2 separate regions of the Homo sapiens genome follow, and region 1 is linked to region 2. A link is an interaction called in ENCODE POLR2A ChIA-PET data of the cell type or tissue named here. Cell type or tissue: A673. All regions are shown on one strand. Each heading gives the region's core, and the rest is flanking DNA. Links, peaks and the distances in the headings are about the cores only. Region 1 overlaps ANKRD11 (ankyrin repeat domain containing 11). Region 2 overlaps SPG7 (SPG7 matrix AAA peptidase subunit, paraplegin).

Region 1 (5,371 bases), core at 119-5,118, 140 kb before region 2:
CGCCTCCCAGGTTACAAGCGATTCTCCTGCCATAGCCTCCTGAATAGCTGGGATTACAGGTGCCTGCTGCCGTGCCTGGCTAATTTTTGTGTTTTTTTTTTTTTTTTTTTTTTTTTTTTTTTAGTAGAGATGGGGTTTCACCATCTTGGCCAGGCTGGTCTCGAACTCCTGACCTCGTGATCCACCTGCCTCGGCCTCCGAAGTGCTGGGATTACAGGCATGAGCCACCGCGCCCAGCCCAGAGCTTCTTTTGTGCAGCATTTTCTCTTGCTCTCAATTTAATTTCTTGCTCTAAGGGAAAAGACAGCAATAAAAACACGCAGCTCTTAAAAAAAAAAAAAAAAGGGCTGGGTGCCATGGCTCACATCTGTAATCCCAACATTTTGGGAGGCTGAAGTGCTATAATTGCTTCAGCCCAGGAGCTCAAGACCAGCCTAGGCAACACAGTGAGACCAGTTTCTAAAAAAATACAAAAATTAGTCAGGTGTGGTGGTGCACGCCTGTGGTTTCAGCTACTCCAGAGGCAGGCGGGATCGCTTGAGCCAGGAGGTTGACGCCACAGTGAGTCCTGACCAAGCCACTGCACTCAAATCTAGGGGAGGAGAAAGACTCTGTTTCCAAAAATTTAAAAAATGGGCACACAGAACAAAGAGGCAGTGGGACTCTAAGAGAAGGTCTTCGTGCTCGCCTGGAGGGAACAAGGGTTGCATAGAGACTTGGGAGTCAACCAAGATGTAAGCAGCAGACTGAGAGACCCCCCACTGGCACCCATTCCTCCACAGCAAGCCCACAGCTGCCCTACAATGATCACATCACTACCAAGCTCTGGCCTGACAATCTACCCTAGAAAGGACCAACCACACCAGATCACAGCATAAGCACCCCAAACCCAAGAAGTTTTCCCAAGAGAGAATATGAAACAATAATCTTCAAAGGGCTGGTCTCCAAACAAAAGGCAGTGCAGCGACCTACACCTAGGTACGCCCGAGAAATGCCCACACGTCTCCACGACACTCGCAGGTCTGTGTTCACAGCAGCGCTGCAAAGGGCCAAACAGAGACCATTCAGGTGTCCATCAGCTGATGGGTGCATGACCCGCATGACCCTGCCACAGGGAGGGCTGTGCTCTGATGCCTGCTGCAGCAAGGGTGCGCCTCCACGGCACCAAGCTCTGCCGCAGCATGGGTGCGCCGCAACAGCACAAAGCTCTGCCGTATCAGACACAAAGGCCCACAGATTGTCCTTCACATGAACGTCTGGAATAGGCAGATAAATCCACAGACAGAAAACAAGACTAGTGGTTGCCAGGGTGGAAAGAGGATCCTGGAAAGGGAGGGGGTGCGGTCACAGAAGGACAACCAGGGGGGTCCTTGTGGTGACGCAAGGGTTTTAAGGTCCCGACTGTGGGACACAGGCATCTGCATCTGTGATCAACTGTACAGAACTCAATACCCTTTCCAAGTAAGGGTGAAACAGCTGTCTAAGACCAGAGGGTTTCATCAATGCCGATATACACCCTAGGGGTGATACTGTTCAGTGTGCAAAATGCCACCACTGGGGAAGCTTGGCAATGTGTACAAGGGACTGCTCCCTGTTCTTTCTTACATCTCATGTCATCTATGGTTATCTCAGAAGAAAACAAACAAAAACCAAACACGGGGGGCCCAGCCCACCTCAAACCCCAGCTGCAGGATGGAAGCTCAGAGAGGCTGGGGGCCTGGCCCCTTCAGGAAGAGCCAGGCCAAGACCATCCAGTAACGAGAACGCAAACCTTCTGGCTTCAGAGCTCTCACTGAGGAAGAATCTCAGGCATGGCAGGAAGAAGACACACTGCTGTTCAACTGGAAAAGGATCAGACTCAGTAAAATGCTCTTTGCATTCTTCCCCACGCCCCTCCCTGCCCTGGAGCTGGGGTGGAGCTGCTTCTTCTCAGGACTCAGGCGAGGGGAGCCCATGTCCAGGGGTGGCCAGCCTGCACTTTAGTGTGGGCCTGTGCCCAACTATGTGGCAGCTCTGAGGATGAGAAGATGTTTCTGGAAGGAGCTGTGAGCCACAGTGCAGTCCAGAAGGGGAGACAGGCGTGCCCGGTACCTGCCCCAGCCACACCCTGGGCCCAGTTAGGATCCTACAGGATCCTGAGCCCTCCTGCCGTTATCCAGGGCAAAGATGGCAAATGGCTCCTGCAAGATGACACCCAGGGCCTTGAGGCAAATTCCCCCAACCAAGCAAAGAGAAGACCAGAGGCTGGAGCACACCTCCTGCTGATGGAAACAGCCCAGCAGCGACCACAGGGCCTTCCAGGCAGCTCAGCGTCACCGCACACATTTGACAAATGACCGACTGAAGCCTAGGACGCCCAGGTGAGCTCAGCATCCTCCCCTGACCTGCACCCACCTGGCCTTGTTCCTCCACGGCAGGACCCGAGAGCAGAAGGGAGCTTTCATCACGGTGACTGCTGTGCTGGGAAAGGTTTCCATGATGCTGGTCAGAGGCAGCCGAAGATGGCAGCAACCTCCCTGCTGATGTCAGCCCCAGACGACCCCCAGGCCGGCTCCTGAGTGCTCAGTACAGCAGCCTCTCAAAAGGCCAAGCCTCCATTCACCCCACGGCACTCAACACACCCAAGAACAGAACCCTGCAGGCGCCACGAGACGCCCAAGAACCAAGCCCTGCGGACACCACGAGACAACCCTAGGGCTCCGTCCCTTGCTTGAGCTCTCCTAGTTGAGAAAAATGTGTTTGGCAATGTTATAGCTGCCCCGTCTCATGACGAAGGGGACTTGTTCAGGTGAGAAACGTTCAACTGCGCGCTCGCTTACTGAAAACCGCCGAGGGGGAAGACGGGACGAGCGTCTTGACTTTCAGGGTGCACGTAAGTGGCTGGTCCCACCAAGGAAGTGCCAGAAAAAGATGCAACGACTCTCACTACCTCCCAACACTTTCGCAAATACTCACTGAAGAAAGGCCACCTACACAGAGAGGCAGGTTCAGCATGACACCACTAGGCAATTCTCACAGAACAGAAACAAATAAAGAATAAGAAAGAGATGACAGACAAGCACCGCCAGTGTCCATTCTACCATTTGGTGTCGTTTTATGTCATTTAAATCAAGTCATTCCCTGCACAGACAGGTGTCCAGCTGCTCGGTGCATGGAGGCCAGAGCCACAGAAGGGGCCGCTGACGCCAGCAGCTTCTCTCTGGTGCCCAGGCTATGTGGTCTGTAGTCTGTGCACCACCCACAGATGAGTTCTCTCAAGGACCAGCTCAGATTCCGCCATGCTGCAGGAAGGTCCAGGCAGGCGCCGCTCCCCACATTCAAGGGTGCTGTGCACTCCCTGCCCACATGACGACACCCAAGGAGGGGTGTGGAGGGCGATGCAGACTCCCCCCTGCACCCCCTCAGGATGACTAGATGGATATGAGAGGTGGTCTCGGGTGTGGAGGGCGATGCGGACTCCCTCCTGCACCCCCTCAGGATGACGGAGAGGAGAGGTGGTCTCCATCAAGGCCACGCCCTCTGCCCAGGCCAGCAATGTCCATCATGTTCCTGAGCAAACCGAGCTCTTCCACAGGAGGAAAGGGAGGTAGACCTGGTGACCGTGTGACTCCACTGGCATCAAGAGGAACTCTACTGACTGGCCTGTTACAGAACAGGAGGCTGCTCCATAGAAATCAGCTGGAAGAAAGAACCCACAGAGGCTCTAAAGATGGGACCGGTTTGTCACGGGCCAAGAACATGGTGAAGCCAGGACTGAGCACTCACACTGAAACCAGTGGGTCCCCAGGTGGACTGAGGAACCACAAGGACCACCACGGCGGGCACCCGGCCCTCGCATGCACACACGGGCAACTTTACAACCTGGCCTGGGAAGAAGGACCGGCGCCCACTCCCAGGAGGAAAAGCAGCGGCAGCGCACGGCAAGATGGATCCTGACACTCAGAGCTGGGGAAAGAGCCACACGTCCTCCTGCAGCCCGAGCCTCTCACTGAGATTAAGAGGGGCTCTGGGGCAGGCGGAGGCGGCGGCAGCGCCCAGCGACGGATGCGGCCACCACTGCAGGGCCTGCCGCCGGTGTGGAGAGCCCGAGTCACGGAGCCCCATGCTGCCCCTCACAGCACGGACGGGGTCGACAAGGCAGTGGCAGGCGGAGTGAGAGGCGGCTCAGGGCACCAGCTGCCCACTGAGTCACTGTGAGAAGAGCGAAGGCCAAGGCTTGGGAAGGTTTCCAGCTGACAGAGACGCCACTGAAACATGAGCTGATAAAACAAGATGATGTTGGAGATTTACTAAAATACTAACATTAAGATATTAATACTAAAAATTAAAATACTGAAATTAAAAAATGTTTAAAGAAAGAAAAAAATTTTTTTGAAAACATGAACAAGTGCAAGGAGGAGATGGATCAACCCGAGCTGGTCAAATGCTAGTAAACGCTGAGCCCGGGGACCCAGGACACTGTTCTCTCAGATTTTGTGACTGAAGATATTCCCCACGCAAAGTTAAACAAATGTTGAGAGTCAGAAAGCCACCCTGTGGCAGGGACTCACTGAAAGTTACTTCCTACAGCTCCTGCACCACCCGTTCATCAGTGGTCCCCGTTTACGGACCCCGGAAGCTCCCGGGTGACCCAGTCCACCTCAGAGAGTATCACCCACAGAATGCAAGCTGACTGGTGTGTGCCTGCCTACCTACATACACCCCGAGGAAGGCACAGCACCCACAGTACGTGCGTTCACTGCAAGGAAAGAATCTTCCAGTCACCGTTCCTCTGTCCCCATTGTCGCTGTCATAAAGAACTCTTCTCCCGCTGCATATCACCGGGGTTCAAATAAAGCCCTTCTGAGGGATGCCCTGTGGGAATGACAGAAGCAATGGAAAAGGCCTTCACAGATCATCCAATGCAACTGGAAAACTAAGACGTTTACCCAAGATTGTGAAGCAATTTAATAGCTGAACTTGAACAAAAACACCTATTTCCAAAATTATCCCCAGATAAGTGGTAAGGCTGTGGTAAGCGGCAGCATCCAACACAGCAACACCGGACCCCTGGCTAGAATAACCCACACAGTGATACAGATGCGCAGGAAGCTCAATTCCAAAACACACGCCTTCCACCGGGGGCAACCCCAACAGGGAGCCAGGCCACCCTCTCCAGCCACGCCAGCACCGCCGTCCACCCAGCTGCTCCTTCGAGCCGTGCACGGCCTGAGTCACAGGAAAAGCCCAGTTCTGCTGAGTGGACGGCTGCAAGGGGAGGCTAAATATGGCTCATAGCAGTACCAGACACCAGCGATTCGAGAGAAAACATCGGCATGTGACTGAGGCTGACGTCGGAAGTTCACATTCCCACGAGCTGCTTTACTTCACG
Region 2 (5,371 bases), core at 235-5,234:
CCAAGTAGCTGGGATTACAGGTGCCCGCCACTATGCCCGGCTAATTTTTTGTATTTTTAGTAGAGACGGGGTTTCACCATGTTAGCCAGGATGGTCTCGATCTCCTGACCTCGTGATCCACCCGACTCGGCCTCCCAAAGTGCTGGGATTACAGGCGTGCGCCACTGCACCTGGCCTCCCCCATTTGTAAACGCTGATTTGTTCAGATTTTGAGACAGCTCTGTGTGAGGAGTGTCGTGCCGGCCCCTCTTGGTGGTGGCTGGGCTGCTGCTGTTGCCACTTGTCTGGAAACCATTTGTGAGTCGGAGTCTTGCTCTGTAAACCAGGCTGGAGTGCAGTGGTGTGATCTCAGCTCACTGCAACCTCCGCCTCCCGGGTTCAAGCAATTCTGCCTCAGCCTCCCAAGTAGCTGGGATTACAAGCGCCTGCCAACACGTCCGGCTAATTTTTGTATTTTTAGTGGAGACAGTGTTTCACCATCTCAGCCAGTCTGGTCTTGAACTCCTGACCTCGTGAACCACCTGCCTCGGTCTCCCAAAGTGCTGGGATTACAGGCATGAGCCACCACGCCTGGCGTGTTTAAGTTCTTTTAAAGCAACTTCATATATTAAAGGGATTCGTGATATTTTCCCAAATTTGTGTTCATAACTATTTTTTATTCCCTCACATTAGCAATTTAAGTAGCAAAGATATTTAACGTAAGTTAAAATAGTTTATTATTTTGTAATTAGGAAATACTGGACTAAGTGATATAGGATATGCTTTATTTCATATTTATAAATCTTATGGATATAAGTAGGTTTTTCAGATGGTTTTTGTTTTGCTTTGGTTATTTAGGAGTACACTGTTGTCCTGTATGCCTCCCCTGTGGTTGCAAAACTTAATTGTTAAATCCTTTCTCTATTTCTCATAGGTGGTACTTTCTATTTTAACACCTCAAGGTTGAAGCAGAAGAATAAGGAGAAGGATAAGTCGAAGGGGAAGGCGCCTGAAGAGGACGAAGGTATATTCATCTGATGTTCTTCAGTCAGTAGCTGCCTCTGGATGTCTTTACATTTCTGTTTTCCTTTTAGCAAGGTGAAACCAGTCTGGAAAATGGGGAGATGGGCCGGGTGCAGTGGCTCACACTTGTAATCGAAACGCTTTGGGAGGCCCAGGTGGAAGGATCACTTGAGGCCTATACCACATAGCGAGACCCTGTCTCACTGCAAATTAAAAGGCTGGGCGTGGTGGCTCACACCTGTAATCCCAGCACTTTGGGAGGCTGAGGCAGGCGGATCACCTGCACCCTGGCCAACATGGTGAAACCCCGTCTTTACTAAAAATAGAAAATTAGCCGGGCGTGATGGCACACGCCTGTAATCCCAGCTACTCGGGAGGCTGAGGCAGGAGAATTGCTTGAACCTGGGAGGTGGAGGTTGCTGTGAGTGGAGATCATGCCATTGCACTCCAGCCTGAGCAACAAGAGCAAAACTCCATCTCAAAAAAAAAAAAATTTAAATTTAAATTTAAAAAGACCCTATCTATACAGAAAGAAAAGAAGAAAATAATTGGCCAGGCGTGGTGGTGTGCACCTGTAGTCATAGCTCAGGAGTTGGAGGAGCTTGAGCCCAGGAGTTGGAGGCTCAGCTTCAGACTCACAGCCCCAGGGGGCAGAAGGGTTGAACTCAGCTTCAGGAATGCTTTGCTTTTGGATCCTTGAGGCCTCTCGCTGGAAATCAGCGTTGTTAAGATGGACGCCCTGCTCAGCAGAGCTCATCTTTCTAGAAAGGCACCTGGCCTTGGAAGGCGAGTGAGGAACTGTCATAAGGACTTTTTCTTCCCATGTTGCTTTTCAGGAAAGCTTTCAGGATGTGGAAATGATGGTTCAGCTATTGGATGAGGGGATTATTATTGTGAATTCGAGTTTAGCAGGAGTTTGTTTCAGGAGTGACGTCCTTCTTGATTGATTTTGTGTGAGACGCTGCATTTGCCAAGGCCAGGGACAGCTTTACTCTGTGAGAGAGGAGCTCTGACTCTCCCTACTGAGCTCTCGAGGGGAGGTCATAACTGCGGGAAGGGACACCAGTGTTTCGCAGGTGGATTCAGTTTAGGCGTTTCTGGCTTTAGGCTCATCTTCAGCTTACTGTTGGTTTTACGGTAAGTGTCAATGCTTACAGCCACTCAGAACTATCTTCTAAAAGACTTCTGAATCTTCATACAAAATTGTTCTGAATTGATTTCAGGGCTCTTTCCCTGTATACTTCAACATTTCAATAAAGTGTGTCCTTTGACTTTTTTTTTTTTTTTTTTTTTTTTTTTTTTTTGCCAGAATCTCACTCTGTTGCCCCGGCTGGAGTGCAGTGGTGCGATCTCAGCTCAATGCAACCTCCCCCTCCCGGGTTCAAGCAATTCTCCTGCCTCAGCCTCCGAAGTAGCTGGGATTACAGGTGCTCACCACCACACCCTGCTAATTTTTTGTTTTTTGTTCGTTTGTTTGTTTTTGAGACGGAGTCTCGCTCTGTCGCCCAGGCTGGAGTGCAGTGGCACAATCTCGGCTCACTGCAAGCTCCACTTCCTGGGTTCATGCCATTCTCCTGCCTCAGCCTCCCTAGTAGCTGGGACTACAGGCACCCGCCACCGCACCCGGCTAATTTTTTTGTTTTATTAGAGACTGGGTTTCACCATGTTAGCCAGGATGGTCTCGATCTCCTGACCTTGTGATCTGCTCACCTTGGCCTCCCAAAGTTCTAGGATTACAGGCGTGAGCCACCGCGTCAGGCCCTCTTTTTGTATAGTAGAGATGAGGTTTTGTCTTGTTGGCCAGGCTGGTCTCAAACTCCTGACCTCAGGTGATTCACCCACCTTGGCCTCCCAAAGTGCTGAGATTACAGGTGTGAACCACCGTGCCTGGCCTTGACCTTTTTTTTTTTTTTTTTTTGAGACGGAGTCTCGCTCTGTCGCCTGGGCTGGAGTGCAGTGGTGTGATCTCAGCTCACTGCAAGCTCCGTCTCCCAGGTTCACGCCATTCTCCTGCCTTAGCCTCCCGAGTAGCTGGGACTACAGGTGCCCGCCACCATACCCGGCTCATTTTTTGTATTTTTAGTAGAGACTCGGTTTCACCGTGTTAGCCAGGATGGTCTCAATCTCCTGACCTCGTGATCTGCGTGCCTCAGCCTCCCAAAGTGCTGGGATTACAGGAGTGGGCCACCGCACCCAGCCCTGGACCTTTTTTTTTTTTAACTTTTATTTTGTATTTATTTATTTATTTTTGAAACGGAGTCTCGCTCTGTTGCCCAGACTGGAGTCCAGTGGTGCGATGTCGGCTCAGTGCAACCCCTGCCTCCTGAGTTCAAGCGATTCTCCTGCCTCAGCCTCCTGAGTAGCTGGGATTACAGGCATGCACCACCATGCCCAGCTAATTTTTGTATTTTCAGTAGATACAGGGTTTTGCCATGTTGGCCAGACTGGTCTTGAACTCCTGACCTCGTGATCTCCCCACTTCGGCCTCCCAAAGTGCTGGGATTACAGGTGTGAGCCACCACGCCCGGCTGACCTTTTTATAAAAAAAAATTTGCTGGGTAGGTGCGGTGGCTCACACCTGTAATCTGAGCACTTTGGGAGGCCAAGGTGGGATGATCACTTGAGCCCAGGAGTTTAAGACCCTCATTTCTATTATTATTATTACTATTATTATTATTATTTTTTTTTTTGAGATGGGGTCTCGCTCTGTCGCCAGGCTAGAGTGCAATGGCACGATCTCGGCTCACTGCAACCTCTGCTTCCTGGGTTCAGGCGATTCTCCTGCCTCAGCCTCTCGAGTAGCTGGGACTACAGGCGTGCGCCACCACGCCCAGCTAATTTTTTGTATTTTTAGCAGAGACAGGGTTTCACCATGTTGGCAAGGATGGTCTCAAACTCCCGATGTCAGGCGATCTGCCCATCTTGGCCTTCCAAAGTGCTGGGATTACAGGTGTGAGCCACCGTGCCCAGCCTGGAGTTTCACTCTTGTTTCCCAGGCTAGAGTGCAATGGCGTAATTTCAGATCACTGGAACCTCTGCCTCCTGGGTTCCAGTGATTCTCCTGCCTCAACCTCACGAATAGCTGGGATCACAGGCATGCAACACCAAGCCCAGCTAATTTTTGTAGTTTTGGTAGAGACCTGGTTTGGCCACGTTGGTCAGGCTAGTCTCAAACTTCTCACCTCAGGTGATCCACTCGCCTTGGTCTCCGAAAGTGCTGGGATTACAGGTGTGAGCCACCACGCCCGGCCGTTCGTTTTTTTAATAAAAGAAGAAAGTTAGATCACTTGGGGCCAGGAGTTCGAGACCAGCCTGGCTAACATGGTGAAACCCCTTGTCTACTAAAAATACCAAAAAAAAAAAAAATTAGCCAGGTGTGGTGTACGTGCTTGTAATCCCAGCTACTCCGGAGTCTGAGGCGTGAGCATCGTTTGAACCTGGTAGGCAGAGGTTGCAGGGAGCTGAGATTGTGCCATTGCACTTCAGCCTGGATAATAGAGTGAGACCTTTCTGTCTCAAACATAAAAAATTAAGAAAGAAAAGGCCGGGCGTGGTGGCTCATGCCTGTCATCCCAGCACTTTGGGAGGCCAAGGCGAGCAGATCACAAGGTCAGGAGATCGAGACCATTTTAGCTAACACGGTGAAACCCTGTCTCTACTAAAAATACAAAAAAAAAAAAAAATTAGGCGTGGTGGTGGGCACCTGTAACCCCAGCTAGTCGGGAGGCTGAGGCAGGAGAATGGCGTGAACCCAAGAGGCGAAGCTTGCAGTGAGCCGAGATCGCGCCACTGCACTCCAGCCTGGGCGACACAGCAAGACTCTGTCTCAAAAAAAAAAATTAAGAAAGAAAAAAGCGACGGCGAGACTCTTGTCTCAAAAAAAAAGAAAAAAGAAAAAAGTCGTAAGAGAAAATATATTTCCTATTTATGCAGTGGAAGCGGATCACCATAAAGAGCTTCATCCTCATGGCCTTCACCTTGAGTGGGCTGAGGAGGAGGACGAGGGGCTGGTCTTGTTGTCTTGGGTAGCAGGGGTGGAAGAAAATCCACGTGTCCGTGATCATACATAGCTCACTCCTGTGTTGCTGAAGGGTCACCTGTCATAGAAGAGGGAAGAATTGTGTGGCCTGTGCGGATTCTGCATTCAGCCTTGTGTGTTGTGTTACGGTTAACCAGGGACGTGTGCCCCACTAATAACTCTGATTCCTGGAAGGAATGGCATGGCAGCCTCCGTTGTCATGGTTCCTGGAGGGAATGGCATGGCAGCCTCCGTTGTCATGGTTCCTGGAAGGAATGGCATGGCAGCCTCCGTTGTCATGGTTCCTGGAAGGAATGGCATGGCAGCCTCCGTTGCCATGGCAAGGCAAAG

What was found. ChIA-PET counts read pairs that join two places held together with the same protein. Peaks named below come from ENCODE experiments on the same cell type or tissue, not always from the same donor. Only the 100,000 strongest peaks of a DNase experiment are listed, where the experiment ranks them.
Region 1: POLR2A ChIA-PET joins it to region 2 with 21 read pairs; 13 of 35 experiments call an interaction of 5 or more read pairs at or near these places.

What each region holds. Positions count from the first base shown.
Region 1 is chr16:89,368,281-89,373,651 of GRCh38, forward strand. All of the region lies in intron 2 of ANKRD11 (ankyrin repeat domain containing 11), which reads right to left. The region is part of intron 1 of LOC128462377; the gene reads right to left. Among named protein-coding and RNA genes, the nearest start is that of ANKRD11, 120 kb to the right of the region's middle. RefSeq lists enhancers at 625-1,612, 1,613-2,600. In A673, for the core only: no CTCF peak of the experiment used is centred there; no DNase peak of the experiment used is centred there; H3K27ac peaks cover 773 bases.
Region 2 is chr16:89,512,035-89,517,405 of GRCh38, forward strand. SPG7 (SPG7 matrix AAA peptidase subunit, paraplegin) reads left to right here. Exons shown (of 17, transcript NM_003119.4): 3 at 914-1,003. Among named protein-coding and RNA genes, the nearest start is that of SPG7, 6.3 kb to the left of the region's middle. In A673, for the core only: no CTCF peak of the experiment used is centred there; no DNase peak of the experiment used is centred there.